Regions from separate parts of the Homo sapiens genome. Here all the other regions are linked to region 2. A link is a loop called in an ENCODE intact Hi-C map of the cell type or tissue named here. Cell type or tissue: IMR-90. All regions are shown on one strand. Region 1 overlaps AFF2 (ALF transcription elongation factor 2). Region 2 has its middle 220 kb from the start of IDS. Region 3 has its middle 68 kb from the start of FMR1NB.

What was found. Peaks named below come from ENCODE experiments on the same cell type or tissue, not always from the same donor. Only the 100,000 strongest peaks of a DNase experiment are listed, where the experiment ranks them.
Region 1: it touches region 2 in a loop (15-fold over the local background); 4 of 110 quality-filtered maps call a loop at or near these places.
Region 3: it touches region 2 in a loop (25-fold over the local background); 34 of 110 quality-filtered maps call a loop at or near these places.

The regions. Positions count from the first base shown.
Region 1 is chrX:148,527,217-148,535,216 of GRCh38, forward strand. The region is part of intron 1 of AFF2 (ALF transcription elongation factor 2); the gene reads left to right. Among named protein-coding and RNA genes, the nearest start is that of AFF2, 31 kb to the left of the region's middle. In IMR-90, a CTCF peak has its summit at 3,441; no DNase peak of the experiment used is centred here.
Region 2 is chrX:149,282,374-149,290,373 of GRCh38, forward strand. No RefSeq gene overlaps it. Among named protein-coding and RNA genes, the nearest start is that of IDS, 220 kb to the right of the region's middle. In IMR-90, a CTCF peak has its summit at 4,673 (motif pointing left); no DNase peak of the experiment used is centred here.
Region 3 is chrX:148,045,305-148,053,304 of GRCh38, forward strand. It overlaps the pseudogene FTH1P8. Among named protein-coding and RNA genes, the nearest start is that of FMR1NB, 68 kb to the left of the region's middle. In IMR-90, a CTCF peak has its summit at 4,329 (motif pointing right); no DNase peak of the experiment used is centred here.

The sequences.
Region 1 (8,000 bases), 760 kb before region 2:
TTTCTGCCAATAGTACATAATCTGGATTTAACTATGAGGAAACATCAGACAATAAACCCAAATTGAGGCACATTCTACAAAATAAGTGCCCCTTTTCTTAAAAAAATGTCAAGATAGTGAAAAATAGAACTGGAGAAGTGCTCCAGGGTAAAGGAGGCTACAGAAACATGAAAACTAAATGCAAGGCATGAATTTAGATTGGATCTTGGACCCTTTCTTTCTTTCTTTTTTTCTATAAAGTATATTATTGAGACAGTTGGTGAAATCTAAATAAAGTTTGTAGGTTAGATAACAGTAGAATATCAACATCAATTTCCTGATTTTGATAATCATATTGTGGTTATGTAGGAGAATGTTCTTTTTTTAGGCGATACACAATGTTGGGTTTACAGGTAGGGGGCTATCATGACTGCCAATTAACACTACGTGAAAGATATATAGGCTATTTTAATGTTCTTACAGCTTTTCTGGAAGTCTGAATTTTTTTTCAAAATAAAAATGTTTCAAAAAAACAAATGAGAAATGTTCCCCCGCCACCTCATCCTCATTCTATGCATTGACCTTTGTCATTTCCTGGACCAGTAATTGGGTCCCTTCTAAGTCACCTGAAACCATCTTGTTTGCTTGCCCTAACTCTAGTACTGGCTCAGATGAGCCTGCCTCTGTACCTCTGTATCCCATTTCTCCTGTTGATTTCTTTCTTCTCCTGACATCAGAAAACCATTTGAAGGACAGTATACACATTATCCTTTCCTTGACTCTTTTTAGCAGCTCTCCAATGACCATTTGCCTTTAGCTGACCCAAGAAAGTGATGCGCTGCTAACCATAGGTAGTGTCCTGTAATTGCAGATTTCAACTGTTTTCATATGCTTAGAGTAGCCTAAGGCAAGTAACAATCTGTGCTAGGAGAAGAGCAAAGACTACTGTAATTCACTTTACTTTTTAAATTTACCTCTGGAAAAGAAAGAACAAGAGAGCCAATAAAACTTGAGGGATTTGTTAATTTGTTAATTTGGTATTTGATTTGCCCTTACAGCTGTACCTCACCTTTTAGATATTTTTCTACTTTGGGAAAACTTTAGCACACTAGTCAATTATATATTATTTTAACTTCTCGAGGTGAGCTTCTCATTTAAAGGGAAACTGAGATCAATTCTTTTGTAAAATCAGTCATCACTTCCTACTCTTGTTAAAGGAATTTTTTTCTGTGTTGATATGTCTTCAGTTGTGAAGTGCACATATATGTTATAGAAATTCTCATGGCGTTCCTGGTGTTCAGCCTTAGACCTTTGACAAACTCCTGGTAACATGGTCTCTTGAAAGGCAGAGTGGAAATTGGGGCTAGGCATGATGTTATGGCAATCATCTGGCTCAGGAAAGCTTCTGGAACTAGGGAGAGAAGTGCCTTCCCATTTACATTTTGGATTCACTCCAGTTCACATTTTGGATTCATTTCAGTTCATTAATTTTTTTCATAAGCACTATAATACTTTAAAATAATAAATATTTCTAAAAGAAACAATCCGTTCTCAACTCACTTAAACCAATGTATTCAAAAAGCCATATGAATGTTATTTTCATTCAGAAAATTACACATCTGGGTATGGAATTTGCTTCAACTTCACCATGTTGAGTATAAGTGGTCCCTATTTTTTTTTAATAAAGGGCTTTTCTGTAGTTATCTGAGAACATTCATACAAATTTCTTTCAGGTCATTAAAGTAAAAATTTTGATTTAATGCGGATAAGTTATTTTAAAGATTTTCCTTAAGAAACATCTTCTGTTTTCCTACTGTGCTCATAAAGTTGATAATCATAACTTAAGTTATATTGATACAAATTTTGTCCCAGATTCCAGATCTGAAATATCATCAATCATAAAGATTTATAAACAAGCCAGTAAAAATAAGCCCATCTGTTTTCTACTCCAAGGGTGCTAATGGAGGTGCACACCAGTGTGATGTCCAGGACATTTTGTCTGCCTCCTTAGTTAATGAGAAAATCTGTGGTAGCCCAGTGCTGGCTTTGGTAGGTTGAGGGAGTGGACTGCCATGCATGACCCCATGACCCTTCCCATTCCATTGAAGTTTTTCTTCACCCATGATGACATGAGGCAGTGTGTTATCATTAAAGGAACACTGAGAGCATCTATCAGGCACCTTTTTTGTTCCTATGCAATGGGGCCTTTATGTACAAAAACAAAGTATAGGTCAACACAGCTACAGCAACTGGCTAATCAGTAAATGAGTAGATTGTGCTTGTGTTGACATTTCTGTTGTCAACCTAGTCATTTGTTTGTTTAAATGATGGTTGTTAACATATCAAAACTAAGCTTGAGAAAGTGATAAATTGGATGCGTGTTTGTCCAATGGTTTCTGATGCAACATGATATTTTAGCAAAAACCTTCTGATGTGCGCAGATTCTCCGATGAGGTTCAAGGAGTAAATAAATTATTCTGAGGGTAGGAGTACTCCCACCACATGGCAACCTGCTTTGAGGCTTCTAGCACCCTCATCACCAGCTTTCCAAACCAAAGAATGAGGCTTCTGGAAAACCCACCCATATTTTACTAAGTATCACCAGATGGTTGTAACGATTATTAAAACAAAATTGGAAATGGTTTTCCTCTGTTGTTGGGAATGAAGTGACATAAGTGGCTCTCTTGGAATGGCTAAAATGATAAGCAGCAAGTGGGTAGTCAGGAGTTTCTGGAGGTGCCCTGTTGCCCATTTGAATCTTAGCTTAACCATGTAATCCTGCGACTTTGGGCAAGTCCCTTCCCCTCTTGGTGCCCTGGTTTCCTTATCTGTAAAAAAGGGTGGTTGTGCTTATCAGACAGGTTAATATGTGAAGGGGCTGAGAAGAGTGCCTGGCATGTGGCAATACCTGTGCCTACTTCATGGGGAAGTCAGGAGCATTAGATGACTTCATGTGTGTCAATTATCCAGGATGGTGTCTGACTCATATTGAGCACCCAAGAAATGTTATATCGCTACTGTTATCATTATTGTCATTCTCAGGTCATCTGTGGGCAGATTTGCCAGCCTTTTCCATTGAAGAGCAGATACTCAATATATGGTAGCTATTGTTAATATTATATAATATTATGCCTGGCACATAAGTGCTAAAAAATGTCAGTGTCACTACTATTTAAAATTGTTATCACATCATGAAAATGTCCAGGAATCTTCCATTTGGTTGAATTAAAACATTTTCCAAGTTAGGTGACTTGGCAAGTGTTGCCTTGGGGTGATTTTTGCAGACTGTTCATAACTCCAGTCTTTCATTCCCATCCCATGCCTTCCTCTTTTGATATGAATTAATTCTATGCGTTGAGATTTCCTAAGTCTGGTGGCAATTCTTGTAAATTTGCTCCTTTTTTTTTTCTTGCTTGCAATGTCTTATATAGTTAAGCTGCAATTCCCCACATCACCAGCAGGTGCTGAGGACTAACACAAAATATGTTTCATTCTCGAATTTTTTAAGATTGGGAAGCTTGGAATTTAGGGAAAAAATAGTGTTATACTTAGGAAATGAGAATATTGGAAATTATATAAAATAAGTTGGACTACAACAAGTATATCCTATAGGTATGGTACCCTGACTATTCTTGAGAGAGAATTGAAAGCTTAAGACCATCCTGTTTTTGTCTGTTTAATCATTTACATTTAGCACATGTTTGGGTGGCTCTGCCAGGTGTTCAGCTGAGTGCTGTGGGACCAATGATGAGGAAAAAATGGAAAACAGACATTAACTTTGCCCTGGCTTTTTCTCTTTTTTAGGCATACAGACAGGAAAAATGGCCAGTGAATTGTTCATTAAGAAAAATATAACTTCTGTTTATTAAAATGGACTTTATTAAAATATATCAGAAAAATGAAAGCAAAAAATATATGGTAAAAGTATGAACATAACATTCAAATGCATCTTGGGATGATGAGGTAGAGGCAAACACAAGTCTTCCCCATCCCCCATCTGACACAGTCTTCACAAAGCACTGTATTTGCCAGGAGGACTGAATATTCGCCTTCACAAAAGAAGGCAATGAAATTTAGTACTGATCCAAATAAAATGAAATCCCATGTTCCAGAATTCTGAATATTTATTTTAGGTACAAGGTAAAGGGCAGGTTGGAAAAATGTGGCTTGTTTATCATCATTTCATAGAAGATACAGTAGGAAAACATTCAGCATTATGGAACACGAGATTTCATCTTCAGGAAAGTTGCCCCGAGTTCTACTGAGGCAAGAGGAATTCAAATATGCATTCATTTGTGCATGACTATTTATTATAGGTAATGCATGAAGTAGAAGGAGGAGCATGGGACCTCTCTGAGCCTCAGTGTCTTCATCTGTGTAATGGGGTTGTTGTGAGGCCCTAGGGCATAGTGTAGGTGAAAACGTTTGTAGACTATTAAGCAGCATACAAATGTGGAAGATGGTTAAGGGGTTAACGTTTTCCCAAATATTGAATTTATGTTTGTAAATGTATACAGCATCTATCTGTCTATATGTTAAGTTGGAAGTATTTGTATTTTTATTACCAGGAATCAGATATTTGACTATTTTAACAGCTACACAAGTCAGCTGGATTTCCTCAGCTTTTATTTTTATGTATTTGTTTATTTTAGAATATTTGTATATACATATGAGAAGAATAAGTATTGATAGAAGATTAATTATCTTTTTTTTAAAAAAAAAGCAAAATATTGAACTAGCTCCTTCCTGTCTTATTTGTTCAAGTGTTGTTAACATTCTTTAATGGGGGTTTTTAATCAGTTCATCATCATCACCAAAAGTACATCACTGAAATCTAGATTTAGTAAGCCCTACTAAGACAGAACATACAAATTGATATTTGTATGTTTTCTTGATTCCCATTTTGTGCAAGGCTAACTTAAGATGCCAGTGACTCACAAAACATATTGTTTAAACATGTTCAGATTGCTAACAGACCGTACTGTTATGCCTTTTAGATTCCAATAAACCATATGAAAATGCTAATTATTGAGTCTACATTAATTTGTATAAATTATGCAAATTGAGTAGCAATTAAGTATTACTGTAGTTGAGGTGGATTCCATGCCATTTTTTAACTTAATGTTGGACTGACACAGACTCCATTCACTAAAACAAATTGTTTTATTGTTGAGTGTTTACAAAGCAATTGCTGATGGTAATTGGTTGTAGATGACACTATTGTGCATTTCAGTAAGATTTATTTAACCATATGCACCACAACCAAAACACACAAACACAGGAAGAATGGTCAAGGAATGACTTTATGACAGTTCATTCAGAAAAAACAGTTTCTGTCCATGAAAATAGGCATTCTTTAAGAAAGTTATTTTAGAAACAGACAAATAAGATAAAGGAAATCACTTGGAGAGATGTAGTTAAAGAACAATTGAAAGAAGTAGCATTTAGCAAGAAGTCAAGGCATCACATTCAGTGTTTTAAGCAGGATATTGGGAAGTAATTATAATTTGAGCTGCTTCCACAGTATATGGATGAGAAATTCAGCCCTGATTTGTTCAAACTAATTGTGTATACTTTTGCCATGGTGCACAATGATTCTATCCAAATTACTTAGACATAAACAAATATTGTAACCAAATTGTGAGCCTGGATGTGTGTGTATGTGTGTGTGTGTGTGTATGTATTTAACAGTCGGTCAAACAGTGTCTTCATACTTTATCAAACATTAATTAGCTAAGTTATGAAGTGTTGGCATCTTGGGAGCAGCTTAGCCAATTTTTAGTGATGTTTCATAGAAGGCTAATTCTGGAAGAGATCATCTCAATCCATTATGTGGAAACCAGGAATTTGCAGTCACGCTCTATCACCACTGAACAGAACTCAAGGTCAATTATCTTCTGTCTCTGGGATTCAGAGTGGCTTTTGCAAATGTAAAGGTTATGCACATTGATGCAATAATTATGAAAGGAAAACAAATCTTTCCTTTCACCAAAAAGTGTTGTGTTAAAGCGTGCATAAATTATGATTCACAAATATAGTAATGGCTTTAAGGTTGAAATATGGTATCCAGGTGATTAGTAGATTGTGTTAACCTTTGATTATTATTTTTTTTTTTGAGACGGAGTCTTGCTCTGTTGCCCAGGCTGGAGTGCAGTGGTGCGACCTTGGCTTAATGCAAGCTGTGACTCCCGGGTTCACGACATTCTCCTGCCTCAGCCTCCCGAGTAGCTGGGACTACAGGCACCCACCACCAAGCCCGGCTAATTTTTTGTATTTTTAGTAGAGATGGGGTTGCACCGTGTTAGCCAGGATGGTCTTGATCTCCTGACCTCGTGATCCGCCTGCATCGGCCTCCCAAAGTGCTGGGATTACAGGCATGAGCCACTGCACCTGGCCCGATAATTTGTTTTATGTTAGTTTCTCTAATCGGCGGTGGATTTGGAGAATCTAGATTGATGACAAGTGATCTTCCTGAAAATTGAACCAAAATAAAGAGAATATGTTATGAAATTTCTGCCAGGGTCATATTTATGCCATTATTCTAATAAGAACTTTAATAAGGCAAATCTAGAAATTGGTTTTACTGGCTTCATAAATTTGTCTTTCATAGTCTCCAACTCAATTTTCATTTGCTTTGACTTAAAATATATCAGCATTCTGAAAATTTTGAAGAGTGAATCATTAAATTCAATATTTATTACTTAATATCTTAATAATAAATGTTAAATCTCTTAATGGACTGTATTTCAAATACAGCTCACTAAGTCCTCTCGTTTTCTTTTAAAAACCATACTTCAATGTAATTCCCATTGCCACTTTTGCCAGACATCCTATTTCCCTGGCAAATCTATTGAGGAAAAATGAAGTTTTAAAGCAAGGTCTGTGCTTGGAAAATCTAATTCACTCTAACTCACTAGGTCACTTAGAACCAAATGATTCAAATAGAATTCTACCTATAGCAAAACAATGGAAGCTGTACATAGGGATGTGAGTGAAAGCCTTGCTGCTTTTCTCAGATAGGGTGATTGGATGCAACAGTGGCCCAGCACTTAGCCACAAGTCTGAAGACCCCTGCCTAGGACCAGCTTCATGGCTCTCGGCAAGCTGTCAAACTCTGTGCCTGAGTGTCCTCATCTGTGACTACCATGAAGATCAAATGATACACATAGGTGAAAGTTCTTTGGAATATGAAAAGGATGTAAAAATGACAAGAATTCAGACTTAGTTAATAGAGCAAGGCATTTAAAAGTTGGCATCACATGTTTATTTTGGCTCAAACTGTGGCACTGCATAGTCTGCATTTGAATTCCAGAACTATCCATGTTGAGCTATGCAACCATGGACATGTCACATAGTTTTGTAGGCCCCAATTCCCACAGCTGTGAAATCGTGAAAATAACACTATCCACCTCATAAGGTTGTTGTAAAGGTTGAATAAAGTAATGTCTGGCACAAAAAAAGACTCTTAATAAAGGTTAGATGTTACTACTGGGATACATTGTATTAATGATGACAGAAAGAAAAACCACTATTCTTATTTTGCAAGTAATAGAAGATGTCTGACTAAGCTTTATTTCTTTTTGTATTCATTATCTTCCTTCCAGAAGTTTTGATCCTCAAAACTTTATTGAATTGTCCTGAGTATCCCACATTTGTCCATGTAGTTTTGTTTCATTTCTAAATCACATATCCAATCTTGTTACCTGCTTGCTCAATAGAATAGGATGGCTCCTCAAATGACACCCTGAGCTGTCGTATAAGGAAATGATAAAAGGTGTGGCTTTGTGGTCAGAGAGACATGGATTTGAATGCTAACTCTTCTCCTTACTCATCATGTGGCCTGGGTAAAGTTACTTAAATTCTCCATGCCTCAATTTCATCATTTGGAAAATGGAGGAAATCATAGCACCTAAGTCATAGGGTACTTGACTGTGAGGTAATTTACACAAGGACTTGGCGAATAATAGTCACTCAATATGAGAGCTGCTACCACCATCATTGTGGTTATTATGATGTGATTA
Region 2 (8,000 bases):
TATTAATAAAATAGATTTTTAAATTACCTTATTAATTTGGTTAAGTCCTCCATGACTACTTATTTTTTGACTATTTGTTATGGAAAGGTGTAGCTAAATAAATATAGAACTACTCTATATGTGTTTCTAGTTCTCTATGTATTCTCTACATTTTGCTTTATAATTGTTTTCTTTCTTAGAGACAGGGGTCTTGCTGTGTTGCCCAGGCCAGAGTGCAGTGGCATGATCATAACTCACTGTAGCCTTAAACTCCTGGGCTCAAGCAATCCTCCTGCCTCAGCTTCTCAAGTAGATGGGACTACAGAAGTGCATCACCACACCCTGCTAATTTTTTTCTTATTTTTATTTTTAGTGATGGAGTCATGCTATGATGCTCAGAGTGGTCTTGAGCTCCTGGCCTCAAGCAATCCTCCCACCTCAGCCCCCTGAGTAGCTGGGATTATAGGTGAGAGGCACCATGCCTGGATTTGCTTTATAAATTTTGATATGTTACTTGGTGCATAGATATTCATTGCTGTTAGACCTTCATTATGTGTTGTACCCTGCCCTTCTTTGGTTCACTTTTCCTTGAATTCAGTCTTGTCTGATATTAATTTTCAGCTGTCTGCTTTCTTCTTATTTCCATTTTTCTAATATGCTTTTGCCTACTCATTTGCTTTCAATTTTTTCTGAGTCATTTCATTCTAGATGAGTATATTACAGTCAGTACTTAATTGGGTTTTTCTTTGTCACTGAATATGAGTGTCTCTTTTCCTGTGTATTGATAGGGTAGATATGTGTAGTATGAGTGTTACAATTTTTTAAAAAACTTTGATTTCTCTCCTTTGTTTTATTTGGGGTCTCCGGTTATTTTTTAAGGTGTATAGTGTCATTTTATTTTTAATGTTTGCCTCTGTAAAAATAATTTTATAGGCTGTACTTAATCTTCTATTTATTTAGCTAGTTTATATTGACTCTTCAATAACAGTAGTAAATGTCCCTACTTCTAACTCCCCTTGCCCTCCACCTTTTAATTTTGTGGGGTATACTACTGGCCTTAGTTTTTCTAGTGGTTAATTTTATACATTTAAATAGGTTTATACCTTTTAAACTTCAATGGCCACCTTTAAAAATATTTTGACCCCACCCACTATAAAAAATAAACATGCCATCTTACACGCACAATCTCACTTTCTCTCCCCTTACATTCCCTAATTTTTACTGGGTATTTTAATATTTCTTCATCATCGTGGTTGATTACATTTACATGTATATTGCAGTGGTAGTTCCCATAATTGTTATAACCTTTAACCATAGTTCTACATTTATTTTTGCCACCGTTTTTCCCATTCACCTTTTGGTTCAACTTTATCTTCTAGTAGTGTCTTCAAAAAAGTGTTCTTGGAAACTACAGCCCATGAAACATTATTGCATATTTGAAAATATTTATCTGTCACCATTACACCTGAATGACAATTTAGCTAGCTCAAATTTACTGGCTCACATCATCTTTTTTTTGGTAATTTTTTAAGTACTTCTCTACTGTCATGTAATGTTGTATGTAGGATAGCCTAAAGCCAACTTGTGTTTTTTTATTTTGCTGTTATAGTAGTTTGATCATTTTTGCCTAGATGCCCCATAGGATTATTTTTCTTTGTCTTTATTTCAGGAAACCTTACTAGACTATGGTTCAGTGCTGACTAGACATTTTTTTCCTTAAGAAACACCATGCCCTTTAGATCCTTAGATTCAAATCTTTTTTAATATCAGTAAAGTTTTTAAATTTACATATTTGGATATTTTATACTTCTCTAGTTTTTTCTTCTTAAAGAAGAAAACATTAATTCTGTCTTTGCCTGTCTTCCATATCTACAATTTTCTTCTAATCACTTTTTATAATTTCCATTTCATTTTGCTCAATTGCCTCAAAGCTGCTATCTATTTTTCTGTTGTCAACAATCTGTACTCTTACATCAGCTACTATGATAATATTGTGTCACCATTTACTACTATTTACAAGCTAACCATAATTTCTCTGATGATTTTAGTTTTCTCTTCTACTTTGTGTCCTAGATACAGGCAGCTCAATTTTAATTTTTGTTGCTTTTCTTGATTCCTTATACCTCTGCATTAAGCTCTTAATTCACAAATTACTTCCATTGTTAAGTTATTGAGTTCTTAAACAAATATTTGGTCATGATTTTCATCTACTCCACATCAAAATGTTCATACTGTGTAGGCTGTTTGCCTTTTTTGTCCTGCTATTTTCCACCATTTTGTGACATTTTTGTATGGATCTCCTTGTTCCTTTTTTATTATTAGTCATCCTTGAGTGAGCAGAAATCTTCCTAGAGCAGGTATTTGAAAGAAGTAGTGTGGAAGAGGGGCTGGGGCTGTGTTCTGCGTTAGTAGAAAATCCCCTAATTCTTAGAAAAATCCTTTATGATTCATGGTCTTGTGGGAGAAGGTTGTGAAGCGGGTTTTGTGAATGTGCTTCATGTGCAATAGAGAGTGACTGAGAGGTGGTTTAACCTTTCTTCTTAGCTCACAAAGAATGGCTGCTACAGAGCTGCTTAACACCCACAGTTTTTCTTCTACATGCTGCACATTTACAAAGATGGAGTATCCGTGAGTTTTCTCACTCATTCCTACCTCCCCTGCCATTTTAAAGTATCCAAGGAAGTTGGGGAGATTCCCTCAGCTAAACAGCCACCCAGATCTTATTGTTCCAAACAAAAAATTATTAGATTTGCCCTCTGAGCAGGTCACCTACTTTGGAGAATTTTGTGCTCTGCCAGCTCTCCTCAAGATTTGGAAAAGCAGTTATTTTCTATTGGAGCCCCCATCACTCCAGTCCAAAGTTCACTGCATGTGACATCCCATCTTATTTGTCTGGTTCCTGATTATAGGAGTTTCCCAGTTTCAACAAAAATACTGTCTTTGTTTTTGTTTCTCATTCATTTTTCCCCAATTTTGTTTCAAAGCGAAAAGTAAAAACATTCTTACTCTAACATCTTAAAATTAATGTCTGGGAGGAACCTAAACTGCTTATTAATATATGCCATGCTATATGTGATATGGCAGAGACTGCTACCTGTCCACCAGAATCTATTTATTTTTCTTGGATGCACAATAAGACTACATTTCCTAGTCTCCCTTGCAATTACATGTGACCATGTCATTAAGATTTAGTGGATGAAATTTAAGCAGAAGCAAGGTGTGTAAATTCTAGGGCTGGCCCATTACAAACTTTAACATGGGCACCTGTGTGTTTTTCCTTTTCTGCTTAATTGGGTTGGAGATAATCACAGTGATGCTGAAAGCCATGTGCTAAAGAAGGCAGAGCCTCCTTCTGCTTGGGCTCCTGAATGACTGTGTGGAACAGAGGCCCTTGCCACTCTTGGGCCATTCTGGATTATTACATGCACAAAGAGTAAAGTTCTTTTCTGTTAAGCCATTAGATGTATGGGTTTATTTGCTGTTACAGCCTAGTCGAACCCAAATGATGTAGTGAGGGAGGCAGGACAAGGAAGAAACCTATTCAGTATGGAGTTATCCTTAGGGACAAGTTACAAAAATTATAAGGATCAGACACCACTGCTGGTTGATCCATTATAGACCAGAATAAGCAGGTGGTATGATTCCAGAAGGAGATGCCATGGTTGTGTGAGAGAGAGATTAACCATTCCTATAAACAGAAGGGTCAAAGAAAGTAGCCAGTCACCAGAATGCTTATATTAAGGAGGATTGTGACTACCTGTATATAAAGTATAGGAAGAAAATGGGGCAGGGCAATTAAGATGAATTGCAGACACAACTATTTGTGCATATTAATTTGAATTTAAATTTAAACTTAATTTAAGGATAATTTAAAGGAAAATCTTCCCTTACCTATTTCATGCTGAAGGGGTCTTTCAAGTTGTCAAACTCTCTCTATATAAATAAGACTGCATAATCCAGACCCTCCGGAATCCAGAGATGAATTGCATGTGGTAGCTGATGTGTGGGAAGCCCACAGAGCAGCACTTCTGGTCATTGCCATCCAGCTAGCTGGTGCTCTCAGAAGAATGAGATGAAGAGGCATGACTTTCAAGCTTCCTCTGCCATACAAGGTGAGTTTGGGTTCCAGGCTTCTTCCTAGCCCCTGTTTCTGCTTCCTCTGATTTAATACCCAGTCACTGAGTACCTACTAAACACTCGGCATTAAACTGAAAAGAACAGGGAAGTCAAAAACCTTTTACCAATGCCTGATGGGATAAAGACATGACCCATCCCTCAAAGAGCTTGTGGTCTTCCCATGGCAATGCCCTTCCTCCCTAGGCCAGATGGACTGTGAAGAACAGCAGTCTCAAGTGGATTTATTGGGAAGCTCATGAAGACTCAGCTCAATGGGCCATGTTTGCAGGGGCCCCTTACAAGGCTCTGCACTTGATTTTGTAATTTTGAATTATTTTTCTCAAAAAGGCCTCCCAAATTATGTAAGCTTCAGGCCTTTAAAACTTGGATCTGTTCCCTTGAAGCCACATAATCTGATCAGAAATAATTTTCAGGGCTCATTGGGTGCTGGAGAATTCATGGTTAGATATTTAAATAAAAATGCAGAGAATCTATAGGACTTTCCAACTGAGACCAAGGCTTTTTTTTTCTGGTAGCTTGACTGCCAGGAAACAGAAAGCGGGGCATCTCCACCTGCTGGCAGAAGACCAAAACTACACCATATTGCATTGACCGCAGACATCAGGCTTTGTTTCCTTTTAAGTGAATAGGTGAAATCAATCAAGCAAACTGGAATTAGGAAACAGAAGGACCACTCACAACCGTACCTCCACAGCAAAGCTAACACTTTCATTTTGAATAACCCCTTTCCAGCCCCTGTTTACATCAGTCACATTTTTGCATGGACATAATAGTGTTTCAGGCAGTCCTGCTCTACAGAAGGCATTTGTTTCGCTGACCATAAGCATCTTATGTGCTTCTACATTGTCTTTATAGCCAGCTGTCTGAAGTTCTACATCATCCGTCAGTGATGGGTCCTGAGTAAACTCAGCAGTCTCCTCTAAGTAACTTGTATATATCCCTTTTATAAAGAATGCTGCAGTGGCCACCCTTAAGTATAGAACTTTGTCTTTCCCAGGCATTACTTACAGGAAACTGGGGACCAAATGCCACTCCATAGCATAGCTTAGGAGAAGTGAGATTCCAAAGGACAGAGTGGGCTGGCACATATGTAGTAGAAGACTAGACAAATGAGAGTGAATGAGCGAGTCTGTTGTGAGTGGATGACACGCAATGCAACCCCAAGGGCCGGCTCCAATTTGCACAGTCCCTAAAACATCCCAGGGATCCAGTCTTATCGCAGTCTCATCAACATTGACAATAATCATTTAGAGAATTTTCACCATGAGACTTTTGACACTCTGCTCTGGGATTTTGGAGTTCCAACTGCTTTAACAATTTATACAGTCACTCAAATGTAGAATCCAGTGAATTATTAATGACAATTTTGCTCCGCATATTGAAAGGGCATTCTATATTAATCAATTATAAATCATGATAAATTGCTTTCTAAAAATTATACACTTGAAACCCAGAAATGTTCAAGCCCCTCACCAGTTTACATACATCCTTAACCGTGTCTTGTTAACTGGGTGACCAGGAAACAGAGAAAGGAGGATGTACTTAATGAATAACTGGCCAGAAGTCGGAAGACCTAGATTTTCTTCCTATCCCTTCCATAGATTTGCTCTGTGACCCTAGACAATTCATATGCCCCCTCTGTTACCATACTTTTAAGCTGAAGGGGTTATAGTGCATACTTTCTGAGGTCCTTCTAACACTGGAGATCTATGAGTTCATAAGATCACATAGAGTCTTGGACTTTTCAGAGATCACTAGGCATAAGAAAGCCCTCGAGGACATCCTCTTCCTAGATCAACCACTCCAAGCTAAGACCTTAATGGGTCTACACTGTCATCCATTTATATAGGAGAGAGGATGGTACAAGCTAAGTGAAAGTCTGTTGTCAACTCAGGAACTAGGGTACAGTTCCAGCAATCAATCTCCATGGAGGGTTAGCAGAGGTCTGGCCTAGCCAATTAGGGTTTGGCACTGCCATATGCTACTAGAAAACACATGCTTTCATGCCAGGCAACAGGGTGGGAAGTGCAATGCCATTAAGGACCATACCTTAGCCTACTTAAACTAGCCTGGGATTGAGTTACTGAGCTCAAAATACAATTCAGCACACTTTCCTGCCCACTGCAAGTCAGGCCAGCCCCTGGAGAACTCCAGGGACAAGGCAAGTCTGGAGTTTGTCCCCAAGGAACTCCCAGTCTAGTGGAGGAGATGGGCCCATAGCAGAGTTACAAATGTCCAAAATAAGAGCACAAATTCCTGGGTTCTTAAAGAGAGTTCAAGCACACACACACACACAGAGAGAGAGAGAGAGAGAGAAATTAATTTAGATAAGGAAGGGAGGTAGGGAGAGATGGTGCCAGCAATGGCTTCCTGAGGAAATGTCACTTGTGATGGGTCTTTTAGGTGAGTTGGACATTGAGAGAAAGTAATCAAAAGGGCACAAGATAGGGTAGCTGTCAGGTAAACAAAACAAAACTGTATGCACAAAGGTCTAGAGGCAAGAAAGCATGGGTGTGCTTGCATAGCAATGAAGAATGTGGTTTGGCCAAAGCATAGGATTCACAGAAGGACCTCCCCAGGCCATCAGTAGTCTCTCCTTCGCAGGAGTCCACTGTGGCTGGACGAGGAACAGATCAAAACAGGTCTTGTTTGAGGCTTGGCCCAACAACAGGGCCAGCTGTTGACCAGGGCTTCCTTCACCCTTAGCTTTCTCTCCCCCTAGTGTAGTCAGAGACTCCAAAGGCAGTCCCAGAGTGTTGTGCCAAAACAAATGCACATCAGGCTATTGTCATCAGGAGCCCTTGTCTTGTTCTGTTTGTTTTAAGAAGACATAAGTGAAATAACCAGGTTTCCGAAGAGAGGGCAGAATTGGGTTTGTCCCCAGGGAAAATGAGGTTTCTCCACCATGGCTGTTCTCCCCATGCAGCAGTGGCCAGGGGTCCCCAGCAGCTCTTTGCTCAGTGCCCCTGCTGCTAGGCCTGATGCTTCCTATGTGGTCAGCTCAGATGTGCAACCCTTCTCCATTTTTATTATTTGAGCAATATAATCATTATTGCTTTTGTTACCCAAAATCTTATAATCACCCATTTAAGAGTAATGTAGGAATCATTTTTCTCTTTTATTTGATGAACTAATCTTTCTGGTTGGCTCTTGAGGTGGGAGGGGTGGGCAATGGGGACCAGCCTGCTTCATCTCACTCTTTCCTAGGCCTGCTCCTTAGGCACGTGCCCCACAAATCCCACCTCCGCAGCTTGGAAAAGGGGCCCACAGAGGATCTCAGGTATCTGAGGAAGGGCCAGAGGCTATTTGGCCTGACATCCTGGAACATCACCAGCCAGGAGCCATAACTCCTTTAGGCTAGCCTGCCTGCAACTGGATCAGGTATAGCAAAAACGATTGATCTCACCTTCTAATTTTCAATGAGTGGGAGTGGCTGCCTTGAGTGCTGTGTTGGGAAGGAGTCTGAGGCAGCATCTGGACCCTGTGTAAATATGCGTTTCCTGTTATTGATGAAGCTTTCAAGACAAGATTTTAGAAAGCTTTGGCTCAAGTTGTAGGTTGTGGGAGGAAGGAATTAGTAAGAGCCATCATAAACTCAACATCTATTGTGTTCCAGGAGCTGTGACCACTCCCTTCTTTTTAGTCGGGAAGGTCAGGATCTCACTATGTCACCTAGGCTAGAGTGCAATGGTGTGATTATTGCTCATTGTAGTCTTGAATTTGAATTCCTGGGCTCAAGTAATCCTCCTGCCTCAGCCTTCTGAGTAGGTGGGACTACTGGTGTGTGCCACCACACTCGGCTTACTCCTCCCTTTGTATCCTGCTGCATCGTTAGTGCATGATACCCACCACCCCCTCAGAGGCCCAGCCTAGTGCTGTCTCTC
Region 3 (8,000 bases), 1.2 Mb before region 2:
ATCTTGCTCTACTTCCCCCTCCAACTGAGGTTTCATATAAATTTGAATATCAGCTTATTAATTTTCACAACAACCTTGTGACTTTTTGGGGGAGAGATTTTATTGACTCCACAAATGAAGTTGGGAGGAAATGATATATTAACAAAATCAAGATTCCAGCCTATGAACATGTATATTCATGTTCATAAGCATATTCCTATATTTAAATCGGTTTTTAAAAAATTTCTCAGAAATATCTTATGGTTTTTAGTGTAAAGACCTTACACATCTTTTTAAAGATTTATTTCTAGGTATTTGCCTATTTTTGGAAGATATTGTAGTTTTAAAAATTTGTACTTACTCTCATGATCTAGATAAATGAAATTGATTTTTATATTTTGAACTCATACCAACCTCCTTAAAACAGCTATTAATTCAAAACTTTTGTAGATACTTTTGGATTTTTTTCACTTCTAATCCTTATACCTTTCCCTCCTTTCTTCCTTGACTTATTATGCTGATTAGGATCTCTAGTATGACATCAAATAGAAGTGTTGCTAACAGATATCTTATCTTGTTCCTGATCTCAGGGGAAATTTTTAAGATAATTTAACAATAATTATGATGTTTGCTGTAGGATTTTTGTAGCTGCTATTTTTTCAGATTGAGGAAGTTCCCTTGTCTTCTAAGTTTGCTAAGAGGCTTTCTTTTTTTTTTTTCAAATCACAACTGAAAGTAGAATTTTATTAAATATCTTTTCTGCATCTAGTGAGGTGATCATATGATTTTCTGTCCTTTTTTCCTGTTAATATAGTAAATTATAAGTTAAATGAATTAATTTTCCATAAGCTTCATGTGGTTGTGATATATTAGCATTGTTAAATATCACTAAGTTAGATTTACACACACACACACACACACATTATTAATGTGATTTTTATTTCTTGGAATGTCCTTTACAAGTTTTGGTTTTGGTGGCTTCATAAAACAAGATGAGAAGTGTTCCATGTTTTCTCTCTCTTTTTTTTTTTTTGGAAGTATTCGTGTAAGATTAATGTTATTTACTCTCCAAGTGTTGGAAACACTTTGTCAGTGAAGCCATTTAAGCCTGGAGTTTTACTTTGTGGTGAGGTTTTTAATAACAGGTTTCAGTTCTTTCATAGATCTAGGACTATTTATTTTTGTTTCAATTTTATTGAGTTGTGTTTCTTAAAGAATTTGTCCACTTTCTCTAAGGCTGCTTCTACCCTAACTCCCTTGCTCTTCTTTTCTTAGGTCCCCCAACTACACTTATATTAGTCTTTCCCACTATTATATATATATATATCTTACAACCTTTTCAGCAATATCAATGCTTTTTACTTCTACACTTCATTCTAGATACTATCTAGTGCACTAATTCCATTTTCAACTTTGCCCAATCTGCTGTTAAATCCATCTGTTGAGCTCTTAATTTTAGCTATTTTATTTCCTGTTCCAGACTTCCATTTGGCTTTTTATTGTAGATTCCAATTCTGTGGAACCTGTTCATCACAATTATTTTAAAGTCTTGGTCTGATAACTCCAATATTACCTGTTTCTGTTTCTAGCCTCTCTCTTTTTCTCTTGCTCCTATTTATTTGTATGTCAGTAATTTTTACTGAATAGATCAAGAACGTGAAGGATTAGACCCTCCTCCTCCCTGCCTATTTCTGACCCAAGAGATGAGGCCTAAACTGAGATTGAAGAGAAGATTTGAATTCAGAATGAGATTGAAGTTTTGATTTAAACTCTGAAAAGCTTTAATACCTGAAAAGAAGATTGTTTTAAAAAATGAAAGTGCTTATGTTTCTCTTATTGTTTCTTCAGAGTTTAAAAGAATACAACTCTTTGTCATATAAAAAATGGTTTTGACTGAATGCCCAACATTGTGTATGAAACATATAGAGACTCCAGATCATGTTATCTTCCTTCAGAGGATATTGCCTTTTCCTCTGTCAGGCAGCAGAGAATTAGATAAATGTAATTCAACTTGGGGCTTTGCTAACTGAAAGCTAATTTGCGGTCTTTGTATGTCCCAGTTTGCTTCTGGTTTACTCCCACTTCTAGGGCGTAGCTCTCTAGGAGTTCCAACTAAGAATCAGGGTTGTTTGTTGGAACTCCTCCTACTTATAAGGTCATGAACTCCAATTTTTCACCCTCGAACATTGTGAGCCTGCTTGCTTGCTCTACTTTGTTGATGCTTTCTGATTGGCTTCTTACCCTAATTTTCTGCACAGTTTAAACTGTAAATGCCTCTAGAAGAACACTGGTTCCAAGCGCTAGGTTCTATTCTCTGTCCCTTCTATCTCTCTGAGAGCTTGGTCTCTCAACACCTAGCTGCATTGTCCACTGAACACTTTTAATCTCCCCAGCCCCAAGAGGTGACCTAAAACTGCTCTGCTAAATTCTTTATCTCATTCTCCATGCCAAAAACATCAAGGAGGAAAATAAGTGTCCATGAAGTAAGCTCACCTTAATGAGCTCCCTTCTTTCTGGATCTAGTTTCTCAAGTCCTGGCTACCTTAGTAGCCTTCTTATTTCTTCTCAAAAAATGTTTATAAAAACCTGCCTTTTCTACTTTTTCTTGTTAAAATATTCATCTCTACTACAAGCTACTCAATCATAGAAGACCTCTGAACTCATGATTAAAATACGTGCATGCGTGTGTGTGTGTGTGTGTGTGTGTGTGAGTGTGTGTGTATGTATTTCTATCTCTGTTCATTGATTGACTGGATATAGGAGTAATGACCCTGTAGTAGCATACATACCTAACACCAAGATATTTGTTTCTATGCATCATTTCTTACTTAAACTAATCAGGTTTCTTTGGAGAAACTACTGATTTCAGTGAAAGTACAAGCACAATGTGAGCCTAGATATAGATATCTTGCTATACCAGTGATATGGTTTGGCTATGTCCCCACCCAAATCTCATCTTGAATTGTAGCTCCCATAATCCCCACATGTTGTGAGAGGGACCCAGTGGGAGGCAAATGAATCATGGAGAAGGGTTTTTTTTCCCTGCTGTTCTCATGGTAGTGAATAAGACTTACAAGATCTGATGGTTGTATAAAGGGCGGTTCTCCTGCACATGCTCTCTTGCCTGCTGCCATGTAAGACATACCTTTGCTCCTCCTTTGCCTTCCACCATGATTGTGAGGCCACACCAGCCATGTGGCACTTGAGTCCATTAAACCTCTTTTTTCTTTATAAATTACCCAGTCTCGGGTATTTCTTCATATCAGTATGAAAATGGATTAATACAACCAGAAAGTAAGAAAGTGATCAGAGAATGATGGGGACATTTCATAAGGACACAGGAAGCAACTTGAAGGGACACCCACTGGCCAAGTCTGGGATAATTTAAACATAAAAAAAATTTGGTAATAGTTTATAGTACATTGAGTTAAGAAAAAAAAATCCATAAATTCATGGTAATATTCAAAGTAAAATAAAAGGAGAGGAGAAAAAAGAATTCCCAGTGTGTTTTTTTTAAAACAGAAGAATGCCAGCTACTAAATGTAGAAGGAATAAAATAATTAGAAAAGCAATACTTTTTAACACCCAAAGTAATAATTGGCTCAGGTAAGGATCATCAGAGGATGCTAATATGACTGGGTAAAATGTTGAAAATAAGTCTCAAAATATCACTCTACAGACTACTTTTAAAGAGAAAAAATGTGCTTTCTCAATGGAAAAGTCTGGTGGTCATCACTTTAACCAAGTGGTCAAGCTTGGCAATGCCAATAGTGGTTTTGCTTGATGATGTGCCTTCAGTATGATCAAGAGGAAGGTACACAACGTCATTTATGTGATGTTCTTGCTGGAAATGTTTGATCTAACTATCATAGCGAGGAAAGAGGCAATTCTAGAATGTGAGGTATGATGGAGGACATCCTACCTGGACTCTTTAAAGAGACACTCAAATGCTCTGAGTGAATCTTGAGTGGATCTTGGATTGGAAAAACAGAAGCTATAAAGGATATTTTGGAGGATAATCGAAGGAATTTTAGTGAAGACTGGATGCTGGATGATATTGAATTCATGGTGACTTTCTTAGGTGTGTTGGTATTGTGGTTATAGGAATCAGTTTATTCTTGGAAAATACATCCTGAAATATTTTGCAGTGAAGTGTCATGATGAAAGCAACCTACTTTTGTATGATTTGGAAAAAAAGGATGTGTGGGTATGGGTGTGTATTTAGATAAATAGAGTGGATGTATCCAGATGTTAACAGTTGGCAAACATAGGTGAGAGGTATGCAGGTCTTGAAAATTAGAAGAAAAAACTCTTGTAGCGTTTTATTTTTTCAACGAAAATCCACAAGATGGCAGTAGAGGAACACCCTCAGAATGGGTTTCTTGGGGGCCTCTTATAAGGTGACATTTTCTGATTTGAAAAGCAGGATGAGAGATCCAACAAAGGATTGTTTTGGCTTTGTGAATACATTTACATGTAATGTTATACAAAGGTATGAAGACAAAATGCCGTTTGGTTGTATCATTCTATGAATTGCTTTCATCGAAATAAATACCATTTTGTTAAATTTGGTCCATAAACTCCTGAAATGTGTCCAAAATGTTATGTGTATGAGCATTCTCCTTTTATGATGAGAATATCTACAGTTTCTACTATGTCTCAAAGGGGTCAATTATTGCTCCCCAAACTTAGAAGCTTGAGGGGTTCAAGAAAGTGGCACTAGATCAATGCCTTAATCACATCAGAACTGGTAGTAGTTTAAGCCATTTCTCTTTAATATGTGCTTTGAAAGTGAGTTTAGTGAAGTGCTCTGGCAGTGCTTATTTGTTAAATGGATTGATGTAGGAACTAGTGGATGTGGATGGATAGGAGTCAGAAGACCTGGGTGTGAATGTAGCACTTATGCCATCCTCTTCCCCAACATCTTTCCCCAAACACACACACCAAGTTAAAACTGTAGCCAGCAAGATGTTTGTGGTCACATAAAACAATTCTCCCCCAAACAAAATCAGTTGTTTGCCTGTATTTCATTTTTTTACTCCCCAAACAGAAACAGCTTATTGGTCAGTGGAGATGCCTGCAATATAAAATTTTCTCTTTATAAACATTTGTGAAAAGAGTTCATATTTTTAGGGCAACATGAGCCAAGCTTGTAATTGCGGGAAGCTTCTAGTCTTCTGTGAGTGTCAGCTTGCCTCTTGTTCCCACCTTCAACCCCTGCCACCCCAAGAGTTTTGGTTTGGATCAGGACTAGGTTTCTATAAACTGCAACGTGAGCTGCTAGGTGATCACAGTAAGAGCCAAGCCACATAATGCTCTTCTTTCGATTCATTGGGCAGATAGTTGTCTTAGAAACTTACATGATGACTTGATTGTAAAATAAAATCCCTGTTGAGCAACTTGATCTGGCTATTTGGGTGGAATGGATTTTTTTAAAAGTGTAAACTAAGGGAAAATAAAATACTCATTTAAAATGTGTTGGCAGCGTGTAGTTGGCTTAAAATGTCATTTACTGAGTTGTTACCATTTTTGCTCTCTCAATTTTATTAGTATTAAAAATTCATTATTGAGGGACCATGAGCTACATGCAATTAGTAATGTGACTGAAAGTGAGAGACTAAATAGTAAGATGGTCATGTCTTTAGAAATAAACTTTTAACTTCTCTTTACTGCATTCCCCATGGAAATACCATGTTGTGCCATGTTGTTCCTTAAAAGAGCTTACGTTCAGTAGAGAACTGGTGAAATAAATAATGACACATTCATATATTGAGATTGTATGTAACTGTTGAAAATAATGACATAGATTCATATATATTGACATGGAAAGATATCCAAGCTGAACTGTAGGAGAAACAGAGCAAGTTGCAGAGCTATATGTAAAGCAGAATACTATTTTGGAGTATACATTTGCTATTATATGTTCAGAAAATAAGATATGGGAGATCATATAAAAATTTGCTTAAAGCGATTTATTTATGTTGTGGGGAAAGGAGTAGTATTGTAGTACAAGGGAACTTATGTTTTGTGTTTCATATGTTTTTCTGTTGTCTGGATTTTTAAAAATGAGAATGTAGTCTGAATAAATAATGATATAAAGGGAGTGTATGTTGGCACTATCCTTTGAGACCTTCATGTGCTAAATATAATTGTGCAGTATGATCAGTTCTGTCATTCATCTTGAATAGACAACAGCTAAAGAGAGCCAGCTGGTTAACTTATAAGTTATATCCCTTCCACATTCAAAGATGTTTACAATATTAATAGACTGAAATGAAACAATAAAAAACAAATGTATAAACTAAAAAAGACAAATTATTTAGAACGAATGAGATAACTCTTTAGAAGGAATGAGATAACAGGACCTGGAATATGGAATGACTTCTCTACAGAATATAGCAAAAAGTTTACCTCTGAGCTTTCTGGTATCCAAGGGGAAAAGGAAAATATGTTGGCTCTATATATTTCTTCCAAAGTAAGAATGCTACAAAGAAATTAATCATACGGCATCACATATGTGACACTGACATATTGGACAATGTTTTAAAAACAATTTTGCTTATAATTTATTTCACTGATTTATTTTACATATATGAAATAGAAAAATGATATTCCAAAGAATTATGCCTCTCAAATTTTGGAGGAAATTATTTTTTAGAAATAAAAAATTAAATTCAAATTGCACAAATAAAAGATAAGTTTAAGCTCTGCTTAAAAGTAAATTTCAGAGACGTTCTTCGCCGAGAGTCGTCGAGGTTTCCTGCTTCAACTGTGCTTGGACGGAACCCGGCGCTCGTCCCCCACCCCGGCCGGCCACCCATAGCCAGCCCTCCGTCACCTTTTCACCGCGCCCTCGGACTGCCCCAAGGTCCCCGCCGCCGCTCCAGGGCCGCGCAGCCACCGCCGCCGCCTCTCCTTAGTCGCCGCCTTGACGACCGCGTCCACCTCGCAGGTGCGCCAGAACTACCACCAGGACTCAGAGGCGGCCATCAACCGCCAGATCAACCTGGAGCTCTACGCCTCCTACGTTTACCTGTCCATGTCTTACTACTTTGACCACGATGATGTGGCTTTGAAGAACTTTGCCAAATACTTTCTTCACCAATCTCATGAGGAGAGGGAACATGCTGAGGAACTGATGAAGCTGCAGAACCAATGAGGTGGCCGAATCTTCCTTCAGGATATCAAGAAACCAGACTGTGATGACTGGGAGCGGGCTGAATGAGATGGAGTGTGCATTACATTTGGAAAAAAATGTGAATCAGTCACCACTGGAACTGCACAAACTGGCCACTGACAAAAATGACCCCCATTTGTGTGACTTCATTGAGACACATTACCTGAATGAGCAGGTGAAAGCCATCAAAGAATTGGGTGACCACGTGACCAACTTGCACAAGATGGGAGCGCCCGAATCTGGCTTGGCGGAATATCTCTTCGACAAGCACACCCCGGGGAGACAGTGACAATGAAAGGTAAGCCTCAGGCTAATTTCCCCATAGCCGTGGGTTGACTTCCCTGGTCACCAAGGCAGTGCATGCATGTTGGGGTTTCCTTTACCTTTTCTATAAATTGTACCAAAACATCCACTTAAGTTCTTTGATTTGTACCATTCCTGCAAATAAAGAAATTTGGTACCCCCCCCCAAAAAAAAGTAAATTTCAATAGAAGATTGTTGTTTTCCTTGAATAAGAAGCTGAAATTGTGGAGTGAAGTTTTTATTTGGTTTAATTTTTATGGGGGTTTTTATTTTTTAATTTTTATTTTAGATTCAGGGGGTACGTATGCAAGTTTGTTAACTGAGTATATTGTGTGATGCCGAGGTTTGGAGTATATGAATGATCCCATCACCCAAGTACTGAGCATAATACCCAACAGTTTTTCAACCTATCCCCTCCCTCCTCCCTCCCTCCCTCCCTGCCTCTTCTAGTAGTTCCTAGTTTCTATTGTTGCTATCTTTAGGACAATGGTTTTTTAATTATATTTTTAGAAAAGACACAGAGACCTTTGATTGAATATTT